Linked DNA regions of Homo sapiens: regions 2 and 3 are each linked to region 1. A link is a loop called in an ENCODE intact Hi-C map of the cell type or tissue named here. Cell type or tissue: heart right ventricle. All regions are shown on one strand. Each heading gives the region's core, and the rest is flanking DNA. Links, peaks and the distances in the headings are about the cores only.

What was found. Peaks named below come from ENCODE experiments on the same cell type or tissue, not always from the same donor. Only the 100,000 strongest peaks of a DNase experiment are listed, where the experiment ranks them.
Region 2: it touches region 1 in a loop (6-fold over the local background); 36 of 110 quality-filtered maps call a loop at or near these places.
Region 3: a loop joins it to region 1, with 6 times the contacts of the local background. A loop is called at or near these places in 82 of 110 quality-filtered maps.

The regions. Positions count from the first base shown.
Region 1 is chr11:62,375,495-62,386,074 of GRCh38, forward strand. All of the region lies in intron 4 of ASRGL1 (asparaginase and isoaspartyl peptidase 1), which reads left to right. Among named protein-coding and RNA genes, the nearest start is that of SCGB1A1, 38 kb to the right of the region's middle. RefSeq lists enhancers at 6,651-7,216, 7,217-7,782. In heart right ventricle, for the core only: CTCF peaks have their summits at 5,436 (motif pointing right) and 5,645; a DNase peak (open chromatin) is centred at 5,487; H3K4me3 peaks cover 505 bases.
Region 2 is chr11:62,166,081-62,176,660 of GRCh38, forward strand. It overlaps the pseudogene EEF1DP8. Among named protein-coding and RNA genes, the nearest start is that of SCGB1D1, 19 kb to the right of the region's middle. RefSeq lists a silencer at 9,351-9,530. In heart right ventricle, for the core only: a CTCF peak has its summit at 5,298 (motif pointing right); DNase peaks (open chromatin) are centred at 3,501 and 5,301; H3K27ac peaks cover 2,646 bases; H3K27me3 peaks cover 1,302 bases.
Region 3 is chr11:62,692,566-62,697,565 of GRCh38, forward strand. It overlaps BSCL2 (BSCL2 lipid droplet biogenesis associated, seipin), which reads right to left. Exons shown (of 11, transcript NM_001122955.4): 4 at 2,003-2,146; 5 at 98-232. HNRNPUL2-BSCL2 (HNRNPUL2-BSCL2 readthrough (NMD candidate)) reads right to left here. Exons shown (of 24, transcript NR_037946.1): 17 at 2,003-2,146; 18 at 98-232. Among named protein-coding and RNA genes, the nearest start is that of LRRN4CL, 5.5 kb to the left of the region's middle. In heart right ventricle, for the core only: a CTCF peak has its summit at 2,321 (motif pointing left); a DNase peak (open chromatin) is centred at 2,316; H3K27ac peaks cover 851 bases.

The DNA.
Region 1 (10,580 bases), core at 3,425-8,424:
CATTTTAAATAAACGACATCATTATCTACTGAAAAAATAAAAATAAAAAATAAACATCCTGGTGCTCTCCCTAGGCAAGTAGGAGGATAACGATACCCAGTGGAAATATTTGTCATCATTCCTTCTTCCTCAGGTTTGGCAGGGCAACGATCATCTGTGGGGCCAGGTACCCATACACTATTATTAACATATATTTCAGTAGGATTATCCATCCATGTGACTGCCCAAATTAAGGGCGGGAAAGCCACATAGGCCCAGTGGTATAATTAGCTGCAGCTGCTCCTGCAGGCATGGGGAGACTTACCACCATTGATACAATCATCAAAGCTGCAAGCGGCCAGGCATGGTGGCTCATGCCTGTAATCCCAGCACTTTGGGAGGCCGAGGCGGGTGGATCACGAGATCAAGACCAGCCTGACCAACATGGTGAAACCCCGTCTCTACTAAAAATAGAAAAATTAGCTGGGCGTGGTGGCACGCGCCTGTAATCCCAGCTACTCAGGAGGCTGAGACAGGAGAATTGCTTGAACCTGGGAAGTGGAGGTTGCCATGAGCTGAGATCGCACCACTGCACTCCAGCCTGGTGACGGAGCAAGACTCCATCTCAAAAAAAAAAAAAAAAAAAAAAAAAGCTACAAGCAGCCTACTCTCTGGAGTTTGTGTCACCTTTGTGTTCTCAAGGCTTTTTTTTTTTTTTAGCTAACTGTGCCAGCTTCTTTAATTGTGCCCAAGTCAGTGGCTCCGCTTTCTTGGTGGATGGCAACTTCGTCTGTTCTTCTGACATCACCATTCTGTTCATCATATGAGTTGATGGTGCTCGATTGCAGTGTTTCTGTCTCCGCGGAGGCGCTTTTTTTTGCATCTCCGATGGGTTCATTGCAGAACGTTAAATGTCTAGTGGGTATCCAAACAGGAAGCTGATTTTCTCCTAGTGAAACAAGCAAAACCTTTCCCCCACGTTACCACCTTCCCTATTTCCCATGTCTTATTTTTGTTGTCTTTCCACCAAATCAGTTTTCCTTCATGTGGGCTGTTCTTTTTACCAGTAAGATGTTCTGCAGAAGTAGTAGTCTGATTTCTATAAATGTTTAAAAAATTTAAAGTATAGAGTGCTAGATTAAGTTGCATCTGAGGAGTGGTACACTCCTTACTGTCTCCCCCTTCGTTTTGTTTAACTAATTGAGTTTTGAGTGGTCTATTAGTTCTTTCAACTATGGCCTGTCCTTGGGAATTATAGGGAATTCCTGTTGTATGTGTAATTTTCCACGGATTTAAGAATTTTTGGAAAGCTTTACTACAATATCCTGGTCCATTGTCAGTTTTGATTTTTTCTGGAACTCCCATTACAGCAAAACAAGACAATAAATGTTTTTTAACATGGGAAGTACTTTCTCCTGTTTGGCAAGCTGCCCATATGAAATGTGAATAAGTATCAACTGTTACATGAACATATGATAATCTTCCAAATGAAGGTACATGCGTGACATCCATTTGCCATAACACATTAGGACATAGACCTCTGGGATTAACTCCTGCCTCTTGAGTGGGCAGGTGTAGGACTTGACACTGGGTGCAATGTTGTACAATATTTTTTGCCTGTTTCCATGTGACGTCAAATTTGTTTTTTAATCCTGCTGCATTTATATGAGTCAAAGCATGAAGTTCTTGTGCTTTTATGAATGCAGATGGTACCAGTAAGTCAGCTTGTTCATTTGCTTTAGTTAAAGGCCCTGGTAAATTAGTGTGTGCCCAAATATGAGTAATGTAAAATGGGAAATTTCTGTTTCTTACAGTTTGTTGTAATAAATTGAACAGCTGGTTTAACTGATCATCCATGCTATATTTAATTAGAGCTGTCTCAACATCCCTTGTAGCCTGTACTACATATGCAGAATCTGATACAATATTAATAGGTTGATTAAAATCTTGTAACACTGTAAAGACTGCAACCAACTCAGCTCTTTGAGCCGATTGATAATGAGTTTTGATTACTTGCTCTTTTGGCCCTATGTAAGCTGCCTTTCCATTGCTGGAACCATCAGTAAACACCGTCAGAGCATTTTCTAAAGGTTCATGTCTCGTAATTTTAGGTAAAATCCAAGTAGTCAATTTTAAGAACTGGACGATTTTTGTTTTGGGGTAATGATTATCAGTAATTCCCACAAAATCAGTAAGACCAATCTGCCATGCACCAGAATTGATAAAGGCTTGTCTAACTCGTTCCTTGTTTAAAGGAACAACTATTTTGTCTGGGTCATTTCCACACAATTTTATTATTCGTAATTTTGCCTGACCAATTAATGTAACTATTTGATCCAAGTACAATGTAAAAGTCTTAATTGTACTGTGAGGAAGGAATGACCACTCCACAAGATCAGTATTTTGAACATTGATGCCTGCTGGAGAATGTGCAGTAGCAAAAATCAAAAGTTGGAGTGGGGCTAAGGGATCTATTCTATTTATTTGTGCTGGTTGAATTTTTTCTTCCACTAATTTAATTTTTTTTGTTGCCTCTGGAGTGAATATTCTTTTACTATTTAAATCTGGGTCTCCTCTTAAGATAGAGAACAAATTTGACGTGACATAAGTAGGAATGCCTAGAGTTGGCCGAATCCAATTAATATCTCCTAGCAATTTTTGAAAGTCATTTAATGTTTTTAATGTGTCTTTTCTTATTTCTATTTTTTGTAGCTTAATTTTTCTATATTCTATTTGCATCCCTAAGTAATGAAAAGGAGTAGAGGTTTGAATCTTATCAGATGCTATTGCCAGTCCAGCATTGGCAACCTCTGCTTGCAGAAATGTATAACAGTTAATTAATTTGTCTCTCATTTCTGCAGCACATAAAATATCATCAACATAGTGAATGATATAACAGTCTGAAAACTTGTCTCTAACTGGTTGAAGAGCTTGACAAATAGTTGGACTATTAAGCATTCCCTGAGGTAACACTTTCCACTGAAATCTGGTGGCTGGTTCTTTATTATTTATGGCTGGTATAGTAAAGGCAAATTTTTCATAATCCTGCTCCGCCAGAGGGATGGTAAAAAAGCAGTCCTTCAGATCAATTATAATTAAAGGCCAGTCTTTTGGGATCATGGCCAGAGAGGGCAACCCGGGTTGGAGAGGCCCCATGGGTTGAATTACGGCATTTACGGCTCTTAAGTCAGTTAACTTATGCCATCTGCCGGATTTTTTTTGAATTACAAACACAGGAGAATTCCAAGGCGAGAACGAAGGCTCAATATGTCCCTTTTCTAATTGTTCCTTTGCTAATAAATGTAAAGCCTCCAGTTTTTGTTTTGGTAGCGGCCACTGATTTACCCATACCGGTTTTTCTGTTTTCCAAGTTAATGGAATGGGTTTAGGAGGCTCTACAGTGGCCACCCCTAAAAAGGATACCCTATTCCTTTTCTTTCTTGATTTCTCTCAGTCTCAAGTGGAACTTTAATGCCATTTTCATTTTTTCCTAGTCCCTTTCCTGGTATATATCCCATATTAGTCATGATTTTTTGACTCCTGAGGCTGTATAATGGAGCAGGCATAGTGATTTCTGCACCCCATTGTTGTAATAAATCTCAACCCCACAGATGAAGTAATCATTGGTTGAAGTAATCATTGAAGTAATCATTGGTTGAACAGTACTTTCTTGATTATCCGGCCCTAAACAATGTAATAGTACTTTGATACACTTCTGAGGAGTGCCTACGCCGACAAGTCCTGTAACAGCCTTTCATTTAGGCCAATTTTTTGGCCACTGGTTTAAAGCAATGATAGAGACATCTGCTCCAGTGTCTACCAACCCTTCAAACTGTTTTCCTTGAATAATGGCCTTACACACAGGTCTGCTCTCTGAGAACTGACTTGCCCAATATGCAGCCTTTCCTGCCGGATCAGTGCTTCCAAACCCTCCTTTCTATTTATCTCACTGTTTCCAACCTTAATATAAGGCAGGAGTAACAACTGAGCAATCCTGTCTCCTGGACTGGCACTGCAAGGAATTGAGGAGCTAATAACCAATTGAATTTCACCTTTGTAGTCTGAATCAACCACACCAGTATGAATTTGAACTCCCTTTAGATTTAGACTTGATCTTCCTAAGATTAGTCCTACAGTCCCCTCAGGCAGGGGGCCATATACCCCTGTGGGAATTTTTTGTGGGGGCTCCCCTGAAAGCAGAGAGACTGCTTGTATAGTACATAAATCTACTGCTACACTGCCGCTTGTGGCAGGGGACAATTGTTGTATTGTGGTAACTGGCTCATTCCCTGAGGCACTTGTGACAGTGGGGGTTGTTGTCCCTGAAAACCCTGAGGAACAAAGGGCTGAACTGGGAATGCCCCAGTTTGTTGCAGGGCCTGAGGCTGGCCCCTTTGCTGTTTCCTGACAATAGTTGCCCATTTCTATCAAATTTAGAATTTGATAGAATTCTAATAGTGTTTTTCTTTTTTACATCTTGGACATAAGTCGGGTGGCTCTTTATCTGTTGTTGTTGTAGTAGCTTGAATAGTTATATTTTGTTTTTTTGAGGCTGGGCAATTCTTTTTTAGATGACCAATTTGACCACAATTATAACATTTTCCCCCAAATGTTCTAACTTGTCCTCCTAAAGCAACTCCCATTATTGCTTGAGCCATAAGCATAGTTTTATGCATAGCTCCTCCAATTCCATCATAGGCTTTTACGTACTCTGAGATTACATCTGATCCTGTGGGAACCTTCCCTTTTAATGGCTTAGTGGCTGATTGACACTCAGGATTGGCGTTTCCATATGCCATCAACTCCACTATGACCTTACGGGCATTTTCATCGGTAATTGACTTTTGAGCAGCATCTCGGAGCCTTGCCACAAAATCAGGGTAGGGCTTTTTAGAGCCTTGTCTTATTGTATTGAATGAGGGGCAGGTGGTTCCTGGGTCTTGGATTTTTTTCCCAGGCCCTAAGGCAGATAGCTCTAACTTGCTCAATGGCCTCATTTTGCATTATTGCTTGTTGATTAGTAGTGCTCCAATTTTGACCTTTTCCTAATAGTTGATCTGCATCTATGTTAACTGGAGGATTGGCAGCCCTATTACTTCAGACCTGTTCTTGTGCCCCATCAATCCACCAACTCTTAAATTGTAAAAATTGAGACAGTGAGAGTGATGATTTGGCCAAAATCTCCCAATCATAAGGAATGAGTCTATGTCCATGAGCAGTGGAACCTAATAATGTTCTCATATAAGGGGAGTTGGGTCCATACTGTTTTACTCCCTCTTTCATATCTTTTAACATTTTTATAGAAAAGGACTCATATCTGGCCCCAACTAGGGTAGGCGCTCCTTCTTGGGCCCCTTCTCCAGGTGGCATCGGTACTGGGAATTGCCACGCCTCAATATCTCCTTGTTTCCTTGCCTTATCAATAATTTTATGTAATGCACTACCTTGTCCACTAGGTGGTGCTGTAGGATAAAGTCTTATAGTGGGCGGCTGAGGCTATAGCGCCCTGCCCTGTGGTGCTGGAAACACTCCTGGCTGTCCATACTGATTTTCTGGGGGCGGCCGATACTGAAGTTCGGCTGGCGGCCAGTATTGATAGGCTACTGGCGGTTGGGTCTTATTTTCTACCGGCTGATATTGTGGATACTGTATTTGGATTGGCGTTGCCATGACAGAGACTCTCTATTTGATATTCTCTTGGGGTTTGTACTTGTCTAACCTGCATTTGAGGTTGTAATGTTACAGGCATCTGAACCGCTGGAAGAGGAGTTGGCCATCATGGTTTAGACTCTGATGGCCCCGCTAATTCTGGACCTTTTTCTTCTAATTCTAATGCTTCAGGATATATTACCTCCTGTAATTGATTGTAGTCAACATTTTGCATTGACCGAGCCATTACAGACTCTGCTACATATTTACAATGTGAACTTTTGAACTTTCCATTCCTTTCTGGGATTCTATCCCTGCCTATTCTTCACAATCTATTACACAGCTTTCAGGGGCATCAGCAACTGAAACGCTATCTTCTCCTGTTTGAAACAGTTCTAAATTAGCTGCTTTAATAATGGCCCAATCATTCCATACGGTAAGTGGGATGATTTTACCCTTCCTACTTGCTTGTTTTAATTCTTTGCCAATTTTTTCCCAATCTTTTAGATCTAAAGTTCCCTGTTCTAGAAACCATGGGCAGAATTGTTCTACTGTTTGAAATAGCGTGATTAGATTTTTTTGTAGAGACTCTAACTCCCCCCTTTTTAAAAGAATTTTAATAAAGCTGAGATAAGAGGCATATTTACTTTCAGTTTGCCCCATTGTTACCCTAGGTTCTTCCGAGGGCACAAGCTTACCACAAGACTGACTGTAGACGTACTCGGGAATCTCTCATCAACTTGTTCTCAATGACCACGCTCTAGCTCACCTTCACCCTAGAGAAAAGCACCCACGTTGGGCACCAGATGAAGGGGTGGCCAGCCCCTCTACACCTGTGGGCGTTTCTCATCAGGTGGGACGAGAGACTGAGAAAAGAAATAAGAGGCTGGGTGCGGTGGGTCACGCCTGTAATCCCCGCACTTTGGGAGGCCGAGGCCGGTGGATCACGAGGTCAGGAGATCGAGACCATCCTGGCTAACAGGGTGAAACCCCATCTCTACTAAAAATACAAAAAATTAGCCGGGCCCAGTGGCGGGTGCCTGTAGTCCCAGCTACTCAGGAGGCTGAGGCAGGAGAGACAGAGACAACGTATAGAGAAAAAAAAGTGGGCCCAGGGGACCGGTGCTCAGCATACGGAGGACCCCCACCGGCAACAGTCTCTGAGTTCCCTCAGTATTTACTGATCATTATCTCTACCATCTGGAGAGGGGGATGTGGCAGGACAATAAGTTAATAGAGAGGAGAGGGTCAGCAGGAAAACATGTGAACAAATGTCTCTGTGTCATAAATAAGGAAAGGTGCTATGCCTTGATGTGCATGTATACAAACATTAAAGAGCAGTATTGTCGCTAGCACCTCTCACCTCCAGCCCTAAGGCTGTTTTCTCCTATCTCAGTAAATAGAACATACAATCGGGTTTTAAACCCAGACATTCTATTGCCCAGGGACAAGCAGGAGACAGATGCCTTCCTCTTATCACAACTGCAAAGAGGCCTTCCTCTTTTACTAATGCTCCTCAGCACAGACCCTTTACGGGTGGGGTGTCGGGCTGGGGGACAGTGTCGGGCTGGGGGACGGTCAGGTCTTTCCCTTCCCACAAGGCCATATCTCAGGCTATCACATGGGGAGAAACCTTGGACAATACCTGGCTTTCCTAGGCAGAGGTCCCTGCAGCCTTCCGCAGTGTATTGTGTCCCTGGGTACTTGAAATTAGAGAATGGTAATGACTTTTAACAAGCATACTGCCTTCAAGCACTTTTTTAACAAAGCACAGCCTGCATAGCCCTAAATCCATTAAACCTTGAGTCAACACAGCACGTCTCTGCGACACAGGGTTGGGGTAGGGTTACAGATTAACAGCATCTCAAGGCAGAAGAATTTTTCTTAGTACAGAACAAAATAGAGTCTCTTATGTCTACTTCTTTCTACATAGACACAGTAACAGCCTGATCTCTTTCGTTTCCCCACAAATCCATATAGTATTTGAGTGTGATAATGTAAAAATCAGTATTCATTTCTAAATCTAAGTACTGCTTTGAGAATTTTGTTGGTAATTCCAGTTGCTGCTGCTTCAGCAGAAGGAAGCTTCTCCAAATTAAAATAAATTAAAAACTTGCTAAAAACTATGTTGACTCAAGAAAGCTTGTCTTTTGCCATTTTGTCAATAGAAGTCACGTTAAGTATAAGAACATCATCAGGGGCCGGGCGCGGTGGCTCACGCATGTAATCCCAGCACTTTGGGAGGCCGAGGCGGGCGGATCACGAGGTCAGGAGATCGAGACCATCCCGGCTAAAACGGTGAAACCCCGTCTCTACTAACAATACAAAAAATTAGCCGGGCGTAGTGGCGGGCGCCTGTAGTCCCAGCTACTCGGGAGGCTGAGGCAGGAGAATGGCGTGAACCCAGGAGGCGGAGCTTGCAGTGAGCCGAGATCCCGCCACTGCACTCCAGCCTGGGCGACAGAGCGAGACTCCTACTCAAAAAAAAAAAAAAAAAAAAAAAAAAGAACATCATCAGGCCAGGCTTGGTGGCTCACGCCTGTAATCCCAGCACTTTGGGAGGCCAAGGTGGGTGGACTGCCTGAGCTCAGGAGTTCATGACCAGCCTGGGCAACATGGTGAAACCCCATCTCTACTAAAAAATACAAAAAATTAGCCAGGCTTGGCAGTGTGCACCTGTAGTCCCAGCTTCTCAGGAGGCTGAGGCAGGAGAACTGCTAGAACCCAGTTGCAGTGAGCCGAAATCACACCACTGCACTCCAGCCTGGGCGACAGGGCAAGAGTTGGTCTCAAAAAAAAAAAAAAAATCAGTACTCCCTGGAATGAAGCCAAGAAAAAATATTTTAATGGAATAAATACATAACTTATTAAATGCATCTGTGTGTGTGCATGTGTGTGTGTGCACGTGTGTGCGTGTGTGTGTGTGTGTGTTTGCCATTCATCTGCCATCACCAGCCGATTAACAAATGACCCTGGTATGCACAATAATAACTAAGTTAAGTCATCATTGGTAGTTTGTCAGCTTGCAGTGAGCCAAGATCACACCCCTGCACTCCAGCCTGGGCAACAGTGCAAGACTCCGTCTCAAAAACAAAAAAAAGTCCGGGCGCAGTGGCTCACACCTTTAATCCCAGCACTTTGGGAGGCCAAGGCAGGCAGATCATGAGGTCAGGAGTTCAAGACCAGCCTGGCCAAGATGGTGAAACTTCATCTCTACTAAGAATACAGAAAAATTAGCTGGGTGTGGTGGTACACGCCTGTAATCTCAGCTGTTTGGGAGGCTGAAGCAGAGAATTCCTTAAACCCGGGAGGCAGAGGCTGCTGTGAGCTGAGATGGCGCCACTGCATTTCAGCTTGGGCAAAAGAGCAAGACTCCATCTCAAAAAAATTTAAAAAGTAGATTTTAGGTACTCTTACCACAAAAAAATAAAGAAAGGTAATTGTGAGATGATAGGTATGTTATTCTAGTTGACTGTAATCATAATTTCACTATGTATATCAAAACATTCATGGCTGGGTGTGGTGGCTTATGCCTGTAATCCTAGAACTTTGGGAGGCCAAGACAGGCAGACTGCCCGAGCTCAGGAGTTGAAGACCACCCTGGGGCCAACATGGTGAAACCCCGTCTCTACTGAAAGACAAAAAATTAGCCGGGAGTGGTGGTGCATGCCCATAATCCCAGCTACTCAGGAGGCTGAGGCAGGAGAATCACTTGAACCTGGGAGATGGAAGTTGCAGTGAGCCGAGATCACACGACTGCACTCCAGCCTGCGCCACAGAGCAAGACTGTCTCAAAAAAAAAAAAAAAGTTCACCTTATATACAGTGAAACATATATACAAGAAAAATACCGATTTTTCAAGATACATTTACCACAGTAACAGGATAGAACATACTTATAACTTCCCAATATTAAATATATGGTATGTGGGCCTCCAGTTGTATTTGTATTGTTGCCATGGCCCCTTGCAAATGTTAGAGGTGGGCCTGCCACCAGCAGGGACTGGGAGAACCCTCCTTCCTTATCTAACAGGTAAAGGGTAACACTGTTACTTTAATTTGCTCTTCCCTTTCCCTGACAGTGAGTTTGAGCATTTTACATTTGTTTATGGGTTTTTCCTTTTTACAAATTTGCCTAGTTTTGTCCTACACTCATTTTTTCCTTTGAATTATTTTTTCCCTTTCTTATCAGTCTCATTGTTTTTTCTTTTACATTTTTAACGTTCTTTATAGATAGATGGGATTTCTCTATGTTGCTCAGGCTGGCCTTGAGCTCCTGGGCTCAAGTGATCCTCCTACCTCTTCCTCTTGAGTAGCAGGAACTACAGGCACAAGCCACTGTACCTGGCTCTTATGAGCCTTAAGGTTATGTTCTGCTGTAAATAAAATTTTAAAAAATCCCAAATCTGCTGTTTTTATTTTGCTTTTGCTATGGTATTTTTGCCACATAAAAGATTTTAGGGCCAGGCGTGGTGCCTCACGCCTGTAATCCCAGCAGCTTGGGTGGCTGAGGCGGGTGGATCACTTGAGCCCAGGAGTTTGAGACCAGCCTGACCAACATGGTGAAACCCCGTCTCTACTAAAAATACAAAATTAGTCGGGCATGGTGGTGCATGCCTGTAATCCCAGCTACTTGGGAGTCTGAGGCAGGAGAATCACTTGTACCCAGTAGGTGGAGATTGCAGTGAGCCAAGATCACGCCATTGCACTCCAGCATGGGCAACAAGAGCAAAACTCCATCTCAAAAATGAAATAAAATAGGCCGGGTGCAGTGGCTTACGCCTGTAATTCCTGCACTTTGGGAGGCTGAGGTGGGTGGATCACAAGGTCAGGAGTTCGAGACCAGCCTGGCCAACATAGTGAAACCCCATCTCTACTAAAAATACAAAAATTAGCTGGGCATGGTGACACACGCCTGTAGTCCCAGGTACTCGGGAGGCTTAGGCAGGAGAA
Region 2 (10,580 bases), core at 2,281-7,280, 210 kb before region 1:
AGGGAATCCTCTCTCATTCCTCGGGTAGGAGGGCAGGGCTGGGAATTACAACAGGGACCTCCCCTAATTGTCCGCCACCTGCCTGGAGTCACTTAGCAAAAAATAAAAATAATAAAAATCTGTGTTTGGCCCTGATGTGGACTCTACAGCTCCTTTTGCCACTCCCTGTGTCAGGGCCAAGGAGATGGGGTTTGTTGTCCAGCTCTGTCTAACCACTTCCCGGGGAATAGTCTGGGAATATGGATGACAACCTTTAATCGCAAAGTGCCTACTGTGTGTGAGGCACTGGGCGAGTTGAGTTGCGTTGGCCATAACCTTCAATCGCATTTGCTGATTGAGGGGTGATATTATCTTCATCTTCATTTTAAGTCTCTGGAAAGTGACACTCAAAGAGTTAAAGCAACCTCAAGCCCAAGGTTGTGTGGAGTGTGCAGTCGGGCAGGAAGCTCCACTGGACTTCGAAGGTGTTGCTCTAAGGCAAGCCTGCTACGACGCATGTCAAGACATCAGAAATGTTAAGAGGCTTCCCTCCATTGCCTCTTGTTGGCCAAAAGCACCCAGACTTTTCTGATGCCAGTGGGGACTTCCCAGTCCTTGCCCTGGCAAAGTAGGGCCCTCTCCCAGACTGCTATTTCCCACCCGGGGTTTCTGGTCCCTGGCCGCAGGACGTGGGATCTGGTATCACTGATGGAGCTGTACAGATGACATGTCCCAGAAGTGCAGGGAATTGAAGTTCATGGGGTGAACTTTGGCCAATGGGAAACAGGAGGCAGGAGGGGTCTGGGCAGGTGAATTCTGCCAGCTTTGTCTCTGATGCTGGACCCCGGCATTGTTTCTCCTTGCCGCCTATGTGGAGAAATCCCACCTGCTGAGCAAACGACTGTGTCTCTTGATGCCTAGGTGTAAAATAACCATCACTTCACATTTTCTTCATATCTGTCCTGTCTCACTTCCCTTTTGTCAGGTTCCTGTGAGGCCAGGGGAGATCTGGTGGGACAGGGAGAACAGCAGGGGTACACAGGGTCCTGGGGTTTGGCAGAGAAAGGGAGTGGCCAAAGGAGCTGTAGAGTACGTGAGGGTCAAACACAGAGTTGTATTATTTTTACTTTTTGCTAAGCACCTCTAGGCAGCTGGGGGACTTTCGGGGCTCTGTAACTTTGGATATTGGGAACTTTACTGGTCAGGCCCTAATGACCAGATTCTCATACCTGAGCTGCACATTGATAAGGCACAGTGAAGTGGATATCCCGCCCTTTGGGCCTCCAGGCCAGTTCCTCTTGGGAACTGCCCAGGACTCTCGTTCTGCCCAGGACTGAGCCCTGACTCAGGATGTCACTGTTAGAGAGAAGGGCAGAGAGGGGCTCACTACCGTTGACTGTTGCTGTTTTCTGCTTAGCTGGCTGGATATCCACCTCCTCTTTGAACTTCTTCAGACCCTCAAAATCAGCACCCTTGAAATCAGGGTCCTTGAAATCAGGAGTCTCAACACTGGGAGAGGACCCAAAAGGACCAGTAGCAGCTGGGAAGTCAGCTCTGGAGCCCTCAAAGAAGCTTTGCTTGACTCAACTACCTTTTTGCACATGGAGGTGGGAAGAAAAGAGTTAGGCACATTTATCATGATGGGGGAATGGCCATTGTGCCTTGTCCAGGGAACAATGCACACAGAGCATGAGCCCACCTGTGCAGCAAGATGCTGATATCCAGGTATCTGTGTCTGGATGGATGGGAAAAGACTTGACCCCATGAGCCCAGCAAGTTAACACTGGTTGTATATGGGTGACTTCTATGGGCTTTTCTTTATTTCCCCAAATTTATTTTATTTATTTATTTAGAGACAGGGTTTCACTTCAGTTGCCCAGGCGGGAATGCAGGGGCATGATCACGGCTCGTTGTGGCCTCAACCTCCCAGGCTCAAGCAATCTTCCTGCCTCATTTTTTTGATTTTTTGTAGAGATGAGGTCTCACTATGTCACTGAGGCTGGTCTCCAACCCCTGGGCTCAAGTGATCCCCCTGCCTCAGCTTCCCAAAGTGCTGGGATTACAGGCATGAGCCATTGCACCCAACCCTGTATTTCCCAAAATTTCTAAAGAATGGCGGGCACAGTTTGAGACCAGCCTGAGTGACATAACAAGACCCTGTCTGTATTTATTAAAACAAACAAAATAATAAAGTCTCCAAGACACACAGGCTTGCCTAATAACTTTAATTTGTTTGGAAAAGCCCTGCCCTCTAAGTGAAAAGCTGTCACATGAAAAAAATATTGCCATTACTTTGTTCAATTCTTTTATTGCAGTAAAATACACAAAACATGAAAATTACCATCTTAATCGTTTTTTTAAATAATTTTAAAATGTATATATCAGTGGTATTAAATACATTTTGTAATTTTGTGCAACCATTACTGCCATCTATCTCCAGAGTGCTTTTCATCTTGCAAAACTGAAAAGTTATACCCATTAAACAATAATTTCCTATTCCTCCCTCCCCCGTCCCCTGGCAATCACCATTCTACTCTCTGTTTCTATGATTTTGACTATTTTACATACATATAAGTGGAATCATACGTTATTTGTCTTTTTTTATGTAACTGACTTATTGCACTTAACATGTCTTCAAGATTTATTCATGTTGTAGCATGTAGTTTTCCTTCCTTTTTAAGGCTAGATAATATTCCCTTGTATGTATGTACTATATTTTGATTATTCATGTGTCTGTTGATGGACACTTGGGTTGCTTCTGTGTTTTATTGTGAATAATGCTGCTGTGAACATGGATGTACAAATCTTTTTTTGAGACTCTGCTTTCAATTATTTTGTGTATACCCTGAAGGGGAATTGCTGGATCATGTGGTAACTCTATTTTTACTCTATTTCTGGCCTTTCTATTTTATTCCATTGGTCTACATGGCTGTCTTTATGCCAGTACCACATTGTTTTGATTACTGTCACTTTGTAGCAAGTTCTCCAGCTTTGTTCCGTCTTTTCAAGATTGCTTTCACTATTTGGGGTTCCTTGATATTCCATATGGATTTTATAATTGTTTTTTCTATTTCTGGAAAAACCATTTTTGGGATTTTGATAGGGATTGCATTGAATCTTTGGGTAGTATTGACATCTTAACAACATTAAGTCTTCTGTTCTCTTGCCTCAGGCGTCCCACGTCCACCGATTCCTCCTCCCTCGTTGCTGAGTCCTTGGCTGGCATCAGAAAAATGGCTACAAACTTCTCAGTATATGAGAAGATCTGGTTTGACAAGTTCAAATATGACATTGCAGAAAGGAGATTGTACGAGCAAATGAACGGGCCTGTGGCCAGCACCTCCCGCCAGAAGAATGGCGCCAGCGTGATCCTCCATGACATTGCGAGAGCCAGAGAGAACATCCAGAAATCCCTGGCCAGAAGCTCAGGCCCCAGGGTCTCCAGCGGCCCCAACGGAGAACACAGCGAGCTTGTTGTCCTGATCGCCAGTCTGGAAGTGGAGAACCAGAGGCTGAGCAGCGTGGTGCAGGAGCTGCAGCAGGCCATGTCCAGGCTGGAGGCCCAGCTGAACGTGCTGGAGAAGAGCTCTGCTGGCCACCGGGCCACAGTCCCTCAGACCCAGCACGTGTCTCCCATGTGCCAAGTGGAGCCCTGGCCAAGAAGCCAACCACACCAGCAGAGGATGACAAGGGCAATGACATTGACCTTTTTGGCAGCAACAATGAGGAGGAGGACGAGGAGGCAGCACAGCTGCGGGAGGAATGGCTGCCATTTCCCCCAGTAATTAGAAAAGCCTTATTGTGAGGTTTTTGATACCTTTTTATAGTTTTATGTTGTCATCTTTGTTTTAAGGAATATGTGAAGTTGTTTCAAAATTGGGAACAAGAATTGTCACATTCTTTTGTTTTTTCTTCATATTTTCTCCATATTTTTCTTGTTTTCCTCTTTTGCCCTCCAGTCCTGGGAGGAAAGTAAGTGTCATGGGTGAGGACTTTCCACTTCCTGGACCATTGGAGTCTCTGGGACCATCCACAGTCCCTAAGCCTGGGAAAGTGCTCTGTTCTTTAGCATATTAAAAATGGCCCTAGCCTGTCCTTAAATGACTCTAGAGGGGTCATTCAAGTGCATGTTTGTATGTGGAAAGATGATTAATATGTCACATATGGCTTAAAGGAGCCAGCAGGATCTTGAGACACAGTAAAAATATCCCCCCGCCACCCTTCAGAGGTGGGGAATTTTGATTCCTCCCTGGTAAATCTCTGTCAAATTACTAATTATTGATCTCTGATAATTACCAATTATTGATCCCTAACTCATGACTGTCTCCTTTACAGCTGGTGAGCAAGCCACTGATTCTAGACTTTCATGACTTTCTGATGACTTCCTGATGACTTCCTACTGACCAAATGATAAACCGCTCAGAATTTCCTGTCTGCACTGTGTGGGATAGTGTCCCCTGAGCCACCTTCTTTCTCAAATTGCTGTTATATTGTCTTAATCCACAAGGAAGGTCTTGTGTGAACATATGTATACATCCAGAGTGTTCTGGTAGAATTATAGCTCCCCTTGCACTAAGGGGTGCCCGGGGCACTTACATGATGTGTACTTGTTGTTAACCACCGCTCCCCAGGGGCTGGATCTTATCCCCTGTGCATAATCAGAAGCAGTTTCCCTAGTCTTGGTTCACCTGGTTGCAGTTCTCACCCTCTTCCTAGGAGTCCACTCTGCTGAGTTCCCATCAGGTCTTCTTCTGCACTGACTCTATGCCAGGTAGCTGGAGGTTAGACTGTTCCTTCAGCCTAGGTACTTTCTTTCTTCACCTCTTCATCATGTCCTCCAAAAAGCCTCCTATGTATAGGTTGGTTTACGTGGCCATTTTTTTTTTCTTTCTTTCTTTCTTTTGTTTTGTTTTGTTTTTTTTGTTTGTTTGTTTTTTGAGACGGGGTCTGGCTCTATCACCCAGGCTGGAGTGCAGTGGTGCGATCTCGTCTCACTGCAACCTCTGCCTCCCAGGCTCAAGCGATTCTCCTGCCTCAGCCTCCAGAGTAGCTGGGATTATAGGCGCGCGCCATCAGGCCTGGCTAATTTTTGTATTTTTAGTAGAGACAGGGTTTCACCATGTTGGTCAGGCTGGTCTCGAACTCCTGACCTCGGTGATCCACCCGCCTCGGCCTCCCAAAGTGCTGGGATGACAGGCGTGAGCCACAGCGCCCGGCCCGTTTTATTCTTTTAATTACCAAAGGCTGGCCTGTAGTAGGAGATGTCTGATGAGTTTTTCTTAAATTGAACGCCAACAATAAGGTTTGAGCCTCAAGGTGGCGCCATTTCATGTAGAGTCTGGAATCTCTGAACACTTGAAATAGACCATCCGTCACTAGCAGGAGCCCTTGCGTTCCGTTCCTGGATGCCGTTCTCAAAGTGAACACAATGAAATACAAGTTTCACTCGTGTTTGCATAAGGTCAAAACAACTGACAGGGTCGTTTCTTCTTGAGAGGACTGTGCGTTATCCTAGCAGGTGTATATACTATTTATCTCGTCAGATTTCTTACCAAGGAGACAGAAGCTGAGAAGAAATGAGATTAGGGGTTGTCTATCAAGGACAGAGGGAAAGAAGGGGGTAGCTGCGACTGTGTTTGTGGTGTGTGGGATGAAAAGGAAGATTTGAAGGATAAAACTAGAAGGGAAGTGAAGATGACTCCAAAGTGCCTTATTTGGAGCGGGATGAGACTGACTGGATGGTTCATGTTAAAGGGATCGTCTCAGCACAGCTGAGGGTTTTTCACACATACTATTATTTAATTCTACTGACTTTCACGTAAAGAAAGTGTAGTCTTTATTTACTGAGACTTAAAAAGATTAAATGGCTTTTCCAAGCTCACACAGTCCATATAACCCAGAGATGGGAAAATATATCTGGACCCCAAATCCTTAATTTTACTTGTCTGCCTGCCCGCCTCTTCCCTGTTGAACCTGGGGAGGCATCAGGGCATCCTGTTAGTGGTGTCCCACAGATAGACAAATTTTACCCTGGATTACGAAAAGCTGGATTAGCTTTCTTACTTAAACAATACTGGGGCCGGGCGTGGTGGCTCATGTCTGTAATCCCAGCACTTTGGGAGGCTGAGGCAGGCAGATCATGAGGTCAGGAGATCGAGACCATCCTGGCCAGCATGGTGAAACCCCGTCTCTTCTAAAATACAAAAAGTAAATTAGCTGGGCACGATGGCGCCTGCCTGTAGTCCCAGCTACTCGGGAGACTGAGGCAGGGGAATCGGTTGAACCTGGGAGGCGGAGATTGCAGTGAGCCAAAATCACGCCACTGCACTGCAGCCTGGCAACAGAGCAAGACTCTGTCTGAAAACAAAACAAAACAAGAAATAATACTGGAACTTCTTTCCCTGCTGTTGCTCCAATTCCCTTCCCTGGATTATTTTCCTCTTTGTCACTACCACACATCTAGAAAGATTAGCATTTCTATTACAGAAGCAAATGTCAAAAGGAGATTTAGAGGGAGTTACAGTTGCTTAAAAAAAAAAAAACCCCTGCCCTTTGCCATCACAAGCCCATGATCGTCACAGTTATCTGTCAGTCAAGCACCTGACCGTAATGGAAGTCAACAAATAAAACGCATCACTTGAGACCGGATAAAGAACACAGGATGAGCATGAGTTTAATCCTTGTCCATCCTCTTTAGAAATCTGAAAAAAATAACAACTTAAAATGACAACAAAAGAACAAAGTGGCAAACTCTACAGTATAGTGGAAACAAGCAAGTGACAATATTTGATGAGAAATATTTAAGCTTTTCTGATGGATGGAGAGCAGATAGGATGAAATCTACAGAGAAATAAGATGAGAGGAAACTGAAGTTCAAACATGTGCTGGAGAAAAAACCTTCAGATAGAGGAGCTTTTGGAAAGAAAGAGGAAATTAGGTTTAAGATAGGTCTTGGATAATTATTGAAATTGAATACAGGCAGGATGAGAGTTGAAATACACAATGAGATGTGGACAGCGACCTCACACCACTTTGCTCTGTTCTTCTGCAATATATGTTTTTTTTCACATAATGTTTTTATTGTTCCCTTCAGTGCAAAGGACTATTGGGGAAGAAGGGTCTTCCCAGTGGGCAGCAGAAAACCGTGAGATTAAGCAAAAATAATTGCTATCAAGGATCCTAGGTGAGTATGAGTTCAGAAGTTTGCTGGTCCATTACAAGTCTTGGGGTTATTCAGTCTGCTTCTCTGTGCAGTTCTTCTAGAATTCTGTTAAAAAAAAAAAGCCATCAACTCATTATGGGTGCCAAAGGGGTAACCCCTTTTCCTTCTAGGCTAAATATGAAAAAAAATCTGATTTTCATCATCCTAAGTGGCACCTGTTTTTGCAGAGGATACCAACTGCCTCTTTTGGGTGGTCTCAGACTCCCCTTCTTTGGGTGGTACCTTTGATGTGGTTGTGCTTGACGTTCTCAAGTCTCTGGTTTTCAAGGTGGGACAGACTTACCATGAGATGCAGGTATCTCAAGCAAGGTCCAGCACGACTTACTAACTGCGGGGATGGTCAAGATAGGGTGTTAGGGCCTGGCTTACTTCGCTGCCAGGCAGTTCTTTCTCTGACATTCCTTTAGGTAAGATCAGTTCCCCAGGTAGAAGAGATGTATTGGAAGAGAGCCTCACGTTGGTGTCAGCCTTGACAGGAACTTAGGATGAAGGAGACTCCTTGACTGACTGATTGACTTCCTTCCTTCCTTCCTTCCTTCCTTCTTCTCTCTCTCTTTCTTTCTTTTTTTATTTTGAGACAAAGAATCACTCTGTTGCCCAGGCTGAAGTGCAGTGGCGCGATCTCAGCTCACTGCAACCTCTGCCTCCCGGGTTCAAGCGATTCTCGTGCCTCAGCTTCCCGAGTAGCTAGGATTACAGGTGCCTGCTACCCCACCCAGCTAATTTTTTTGTGTTTATAGTAGAGACGGGGTTTCACTATGTTGGCCAGGCTGGTCTCAAACTCCTGACCTCGTGATCCACCCGCCTTGGCCTCCCAAAGTGCTAGGATTGCAGGCGTGAGCCACCATGCCCGGCCAAAACTCCTTGACTTTCAAGAATCTGCTCTATTGCAGAGGAAAATTGCTGGACCTCTCCTGGGGCCATGATGATTTCACAGGAGCAGAGCCCCACAGCTGATTTGAACACATCCTGCATGTTCATCAAGACATTAGGAGGGTTTTAGGCCACATAAAGTCTGTTCACTATAGTTTATGTCACCTCTGTTTTGCCACTGAATTTGTATATAGCCTTGTCAGAGCTCTGGGGAGGGTGTGGGATATATGGTTGTAATTTGATGTCTGAGGCTTTGCATACCCGTTGGAAAATTCCGTAAAATGAGACCCTTGTTCTGAGTCTCTGTTGAATAGAATTGCCCCAAGGAGACTGTATTACTAAAGCAAATGGAATAAGCCCTCAACAATAAATGGAATTGGGTAAAGCTATACAGACATATCATTGCAACATCGATTGGAGTTTGAAGTTAATTCCAAATACAAAGTTATGGAATTGTATTGTATTACTGAGGTAAAAGGTATCACGATTAAAAAGTGCCTGCTTTCCAGAAGCTTCAGGCCATCCAGAGAACGTACTCTTTAGATCTGGGTTATGGATGTACTCCACTAATGGGAGATGATGTATGAAGTCAATTTAAAGGTGGATGAAGAAGGGTCCCCAAACTCTAGGTGGTGTCCCAAATGGTATCTGCACTGGTTTGCAGCATTATGAACAGCACAAGTAGGGTAGTGCAGCTGGGCACGGTGGCTCATGCCTGTAATCCCAGCACTTTAGGAGGCTGAGGTGGGCGGATTGCTTGAGGTCGGGAGTTCGAGACGAGCCTGCCCAATATGGTAAAAACCGATCGCTACTAAAAATACAAAAATTAGCCTGGCGTGGTGGCGTGTGCCTGTAATCCCAGCTACTTGGGAGGCTGAGGCACGAGAATTGCTCAAACCCGGGAGGTGGAGGTTGCAGTGAGCCGAGATTGAGATCGCACCACTGCACTCCAGCCTGGGCAACAGAGTAAGACTCTGTCTCAAAAACAAACAAACAAACAAATAAACAAAACAAATAGGGTAGTGCATACAGTGAGAAAATATTATTTTGGAAAATTCAAGAACAAACTAAGAATCTTTTCCTTTTCTTTTTTCTTTTTTTTTTGAGACGGACTCTTGCTCTGTTGCCTGGGCTGGAGTGCAGCAGCATGATCGTACCTCAGTGCATCCTTGAACTCCTGGGCTCAAGCAACTCTCCCACCTCAGCCTCCTGAGTAGATGGGCCTACAGGCAAGTGCCACCACACCTGTCTAAGTTAAAACTTTTTGTTTGTTTGTTTTTGCAGAGACAGGGTCTTGCCATATTGCCCAGGCTGGTCTCAAACTCTTGGGCTTAAGCGATCTGCCCCCTTCAACCTCCCAAAGAACTGGGATTACAGGCGTGAACTACTGCACCTGGCCCCAAACTAAGAATTTCTGATTTCTTTCCTTTATTCTTCTTCCTAGGGTATGACACAGGTAAAGGATTTAGACAGCACAGGACCAGTTGATCACGGCAAGATTTGGTGAATAAAGTGAAGGAAACGACTTCAGAGGTCCTTTTCCATATTGTGGGACTTACAACTCAGAACTTGCAGCAAGAATTCTGAGTATGTATGAGGTCTGCAAGGAGTTTGTGACATGTGATACATTGGTGACCTGGGTACCAGCAGAGATTCTTGAAGCTTTGACTAATGACCTGACATATGTATTTCAATTTTTGATAATCATTAAATAAATGAAGTAACATGTTAATATATCTCTTAATAAGCTGAGGGCTTAATGAAGCCCTTTTTGATTTTGTATATTCATGGATTATATTTTTTATTGCTAAAATGAGACAATTTTATTCATGTTTCTCATCTTCAAAGATGTAAAATCTGTAAATACTTGTTACATAAATGGGCAGATGGGAAAAGAATGACTATTGCGATAGTGATACCACTTGGTTCTCTGAATTCCTCTGAGCTATAGGCTAAAGATGACATAGTGATTTATCACTCAAAATTATTATTTTTAATTTTTAATTGACACCTAATACAAAAATGTGATGTTTTAATAAATGTATACATTGCATAATGATCAATCAGGGTAATTAACATATCCATCATCTCAAACATTTATCATTTCTTTGTGGTGAGAACATTCAAAATCTTCTCTTCTAGCTATTTTAAGATACCCAATATGTTATTATTAACTACAGTCGCCCACTGAGTGATAGGACATCAGAACTCATTTTTCCTAATTGTAACTTTGTACCTGTTGACCAACCGCTCTCCATCCTCTCTCTTCCATTCCGTACCCTCTCCAGTATCTGGTAACCACTGTTCTACTCTCTACTTCTATGAGATCAACATTTTTATTTTATTTATTTATTTATTTTTAAATTTTTTTGAAATGAAGTCTTGCTCTGTTGCCCAGGCTGGAGTGCAGTGGGGCAATCTGGGCTCACTGCAACCTCTGCCTCCTGGGTTCAAGCGATTCTCCTGCCTCAGCCTCCCGAGTAGCTGGGATTACAGGCACGTGTCA
Region 3 (5,000 bases), core at 1-5,000, 310 kb after region 1:
GTTGTGATGTCTCCTGAGCCTGGAGGCTTCTCAGGTAGAATCCTGGGCTAATGGGAGGGGCTATCTCCTAGTCATAAAGCTCGTTCACCTCACTCACCGAGTTCTCTCTATAGTCTGCGTAGAGTTCCACCTCCAGCAGCTGCTTCTGCTCTGCAAAGCCAAATAGCAGGAGGCTAGAGAAGACCAGTGTGTCCAGCATCTGGAGCAGGTCTGAGCGGTAATGCAGCATCACCTGCCGGGGGTGGGAAGCAGAGGCTGGGGACAGGTGCATGCCAGATCCCCATGACCCTACCTACCCCTCAACCACCCCTGAGTAGTCTATGAAGGCGGCTTCTTCCTCAGGTCCCTGGCTGCCTCACCTTCACTTCCTACCCCTCAGTCTCATCCAACCATTCCAATTGCTTGAGTACCTCTCTCCCTACTCAACCACACTCTATTATAGAGCAAAGGCCCCTCCTTCCAAGAAACCTTCCTAGATTAAGCCCAGCACTGTCTCTGATCTGCCTTTCCCACCAAGTAGTTCTGTAATCCAGTATGGGATCTAAGTCCCAGCGCACCATCTGAAGCTTTCCCCCCATCATGTAGACATCAGGAATTTGCTTCATGATGAGGTTGTGTTGTTAATTAATGGAAGAATGGAGTCTTAACATTTATTAGGCCAGGTGCGGTGGCTCACACCTGTACTTGCAGCACTTTGGGAGGCTGAGGTGGTTGAATCATTTGAGATCAGGAGTTCGAGACCAGCCTGGTCAACATGGTGAAACCCCACCTCCACTAAAAATACAAAAATTAGCCAGGTGTAGTGGTGAGCACCTGTAGTCCCAGCTACTTGAGAGGCTGAGGCAGGAGAATCGCTTGAACCCAGGAGGTGAAGGTTGCCGTGAGCCGAGATCACGCCACTGCACTCCAGCCTGGGCGACAGAGCAAGATCTCTGTCTCAAAAACAAAAAAACATTAAACAGCCACTATGTGCTAATGGGAATTTTACATTTCCCCATTGAATCCAAACTAGTCTTGCTATGAGGCAGTTACTATTATACCCATTTTATAATACTTTATACCCAAGAAGTTAAGTCAGGTGACCCACAGCTAGCTTGTTTCTGAATGAGGACACAAGCCCATGTCTGTCTGGCTCTAAAGCCTGTTTTCTGAGAGCAGCTCCACTCTTCACACTTAATCCCAAAGCTGGGCATGCTCCTGAGATACCTGGGGTGTTTGGCAAAGGTTTCTGGTTTTGTAAGCTGATTCCTTTCTCTTTTTTTTTTTAAGACAAAGTTTTGCTCTTGTTGCCCAGGCTGGAATGCAGTGGCGCGATCTTGGCTCACCACAACCTCTGCCTCCCGGGTTCAAGCAATTCTCCTGCCTCAGCTTCCTGAGTAGCTGGGATTACAAGCATGCACCACCATGCCCAGCTAATTTTGTATTTTTAGTAGAGACGGGATTTCTCCATGTTGGTCAGGCTGGTCTCGAACTCTGGACCTCAGGTGATCTACCCGCCTCGGCCTCCCAGAGTGTTGGGATTACAGGCATGAGCCACTGCGCCCGGCCTTGATTCCCTTCTTTATCCTGATGTGTCTGTGACCTCAAAGCCAAGGGTGTTTTCTCCTGAGGAATCCCTACCCAGACATTCTTTTTTTTTTTTTTTTTTTTTTTTTTTTGAGACGGTCTTGCTCTGTTGCCCAGGAGGGAGAATAGTGGTGCAATCTTGGCTCACTGCAGACTCAACCTCCCAGGTTTAAGCGATCCTCCCACCTCAGCCTCTAGAGTAGCTGGGACTACAGCCGTGAGCCACCATGCCCAGCTAATTTTTAAACTTTTTTTGTAGAGATGGGTTTCGCCATGTTGCCCAGGCCAGTCTTGAACTCCTGGGCTCAAGCGATCTGCCTGCCTCGGCCTCCCAAACTGCTGGGATTATAGGCCTGAGCCACCACACCCAGCCCCCTACCCATTCTGATCCTGCCATCTTCCTCCACACCTTCTCAGACAGGCCACCAACACTTACCGAACGCGAAGAAGTGGAGATGATTCGGCCACCTCTGGTGTAGCAGGAAATGGTGACCAAGAACATGCCCAAATCTTGATTCACAGGGGACTCTGGCAGCTCAAGCTCTAAGGTAACACGATACGGCTGTCCATACATCAGCACCTGCCAAAGGTAGCCCCCATTTCTTTAAAAAAATTTTTTTGTTGAAAATGTACTGTCTCTATTCCACCTCCCTCTTAGCCCCCGCAACGCCCCCAAATACTCAGCCACAACCCTCTTGGGTAGCCTAACGGGCCTTTCAATCTGTCATCCCAAGAAGGTGCTGCCCCCTTCTGGTGGCTAGAGCCTCTCACGTCCAGTTCTTGGGTATCCTGTTGGCTCTCCTGAATCAGACTGGCTACCCTGTTCCCAGAAAGGCTGTGTCACGTTTCTTTTCCAAAAGTGAACCATCATGTTGCCAACTGGGCCATCTGTGACTCTGGCCTATGGGCCGGTGAGGCTGTCCCCAGGGCCCAGCCTGTCCTCTCTTACATTATTAATCAAGCACTGACAGTGCTCAGTCTCCCCAGCCAGCTCTGGCACAGTCATCCTCGCTCCAGATCATCTTTCTGCCATTCTAGCTCCCTTATCTTGGTTCTGTTGGTAGCGCCCCAAGACTCAGAGTAGGAAGGCTTCTTCACAGGGATCACCCTCAAGAGGTTAAAGATTTGCCACCAAACATGCCCTAGTTTTTCCTATTTCTATATTCTTCTAGCCCCTTTATTGATTCATATCTGGCAACAAGGCCCTCACACAGTAGTATATAAAAATTACAGGAGTGAGGGTAAAGCTTCTGTTTTTAATTAGAGGTAATGGGTTAAAAAAAAAAAAAAAGGTTAGCCAGGTGCAGTGAGTCATGCCTGTAATCCCAGCACTTTGGGAGGCCAAGGCAGGTGGATCACCTGAGGTCAGGAGTTCGAGACCAGCCTGGCCAACATGGTGAAACCCCCCGTCTCTATTAAAAATACAAAAATTAGATGGACGTGGTGGCAGGCGCCTGTAATCTCAGCCACTCAGGAGGCTGAGGCAGGAGAATCGCTTGAACCCTGGAGGCGGAGATTGCAGTGAGCCGAGAGCGCGCCATTGCACTGCAGCCTGGGCGACAAGAGCAAAACTCTGTCTCAAAAAAAAAAAAAAAAAAAAAAAAAATTTGGAAAATACTTCCCTAGCCCATAGTGAACTACCTCCAAAACATGGGTTCAGCCTTGGGGGTGCTTTCAGTGTTTATCACTAAGGCAATGGTTGACACCACTGATAGGGGCCTTTTTTTGTACCTTCTTATTGCCAGTCAGAACTATCTGTTGGCCGGGCGCGGTTGGCTCATGCCTGTAATCCCAGCACTTTGGGAGGCTGAGACGAGTGTATCACAAGGTCAGGAGTTCAAGACCAGCCTGGCCAAGATGGTGAAACTCTGTCTCTACTAAAAATACAAAAATTAGCCGGGCGTGGTAGCAGGCACCTGTAATCCCAGCTACTCGGAGGCTGAGGCAGAGAGCTGCTTGAACCCGAGAGGCGGAGGTTGCAGTGAGCTGAGATCGTGCCACTGTACTCCAGCCTGGGTGACAGAGCAAGATTCTGTCTCAAAACAAACAAACAAACAAAAAACTATCTGTTGAAGAAAATGGATTCCATGAGATTCCTACCCCCCTGTAGAGACCAGATGATTAAGCCAGTTGCTTCATAAACTTTTTGTGTGTGTGTGTGTGTGTGTGTGTGTGTGTGTGTGAAGACAAGGTCTTGCTCTGTCACAGGCTGGAAGGCAGTGGCATGATCATGGCTCACTGTGCCTGGAACTTCTGGGCTCAATCTATCCTCCTGCCTCTGCCTCCTAAGTACCTGGGACCATACGGACTATAGGCACATGCAACCACATGCAACTAAAAATTTTTTTTTTTTTTTGGAGAGACAGGGGTCTTGCTTTGTTGCTCAGCCTATGAATTCTTCCCCTCAACCACTCCCCCAGTCTATTAATTCTTTTCTTTTTTGAGACAGGATCTCGCTCTTGTCACAAAGGCTGGAGTGCAGTGGTGTGATCACAGCTCACTGGCAGCCTCAACCTCCTGGGCTCAGTTGATCTTCCTGTCTCAGCCTCCTGAGTAGCTGGAACTACAGGCATGTGCCACCACACCCAGCTAATTTTTTATTTTTTTGTAGAGACGGGGTCTCATTATGCTGCCCAAGCTGGTCTTGAACTGCTGGACTCAAGCAATCCTGCCTTGGCCTCCCAAAGTGCTGGGATTATAGGTGTGAGCCACTGCCCTTGGCCCAAATTCTTTGAAACATTAAAATAGGTAGTTCTCTTAGCCAGGTGTGGTGGTGCATGCCTGCAGTCCCAGCTGCTGAGGAGACTGAGGCAGGAGGATCCCTTGAGCCCAGGAGTTTGAGGCTACAATGAGCTATGATTGGGCCACTGCACTCCAACCGGGGTGACAGAATGAGACCCCAATTCAAAAAAAAAAAAATTAATCTCCTCCAAAGGGATCCACAGAATTTAATACTAAAACCTTGTGAATAAATCCATGCCGGCCGGGCGCGGTGGCTCATGCCTGTAATCCCAGCACTTTGGGAGGCCAAGGCGGGCAGAAGACGAGGTCAGGAGATCGAGACCATCCTGGCTAACACGGTGAAACCCTGTCTCTACTGAAAATACAAAAAAATTAGCCGGGCATGGTGGTGGGCGCCTGTAGTCCCAGCTACTTGGGAGGCTGAGGCAGGAGAATGGCGTGAACCCGGGAGGCGGAGCTTGCAGTGAGCCGAGATCATGTCACTGCACTCCAGCCTGGGCAACTCCGTCTCAAAAAAAAAAAAAAAAAAAAATTCCATGCCTTTGTCCACAATTGCCTGCTTGATGGGCAGATTCTCCCCCTTCTCTAACATTCCCATGTAATATTCACCCTTCCTTAAAAGATCCGCTTTGGGCCCGGCACAGTGGCTCATGCCTGTAATCCCAGCACTTTGGGAGGCCAAGGCAGGTAGA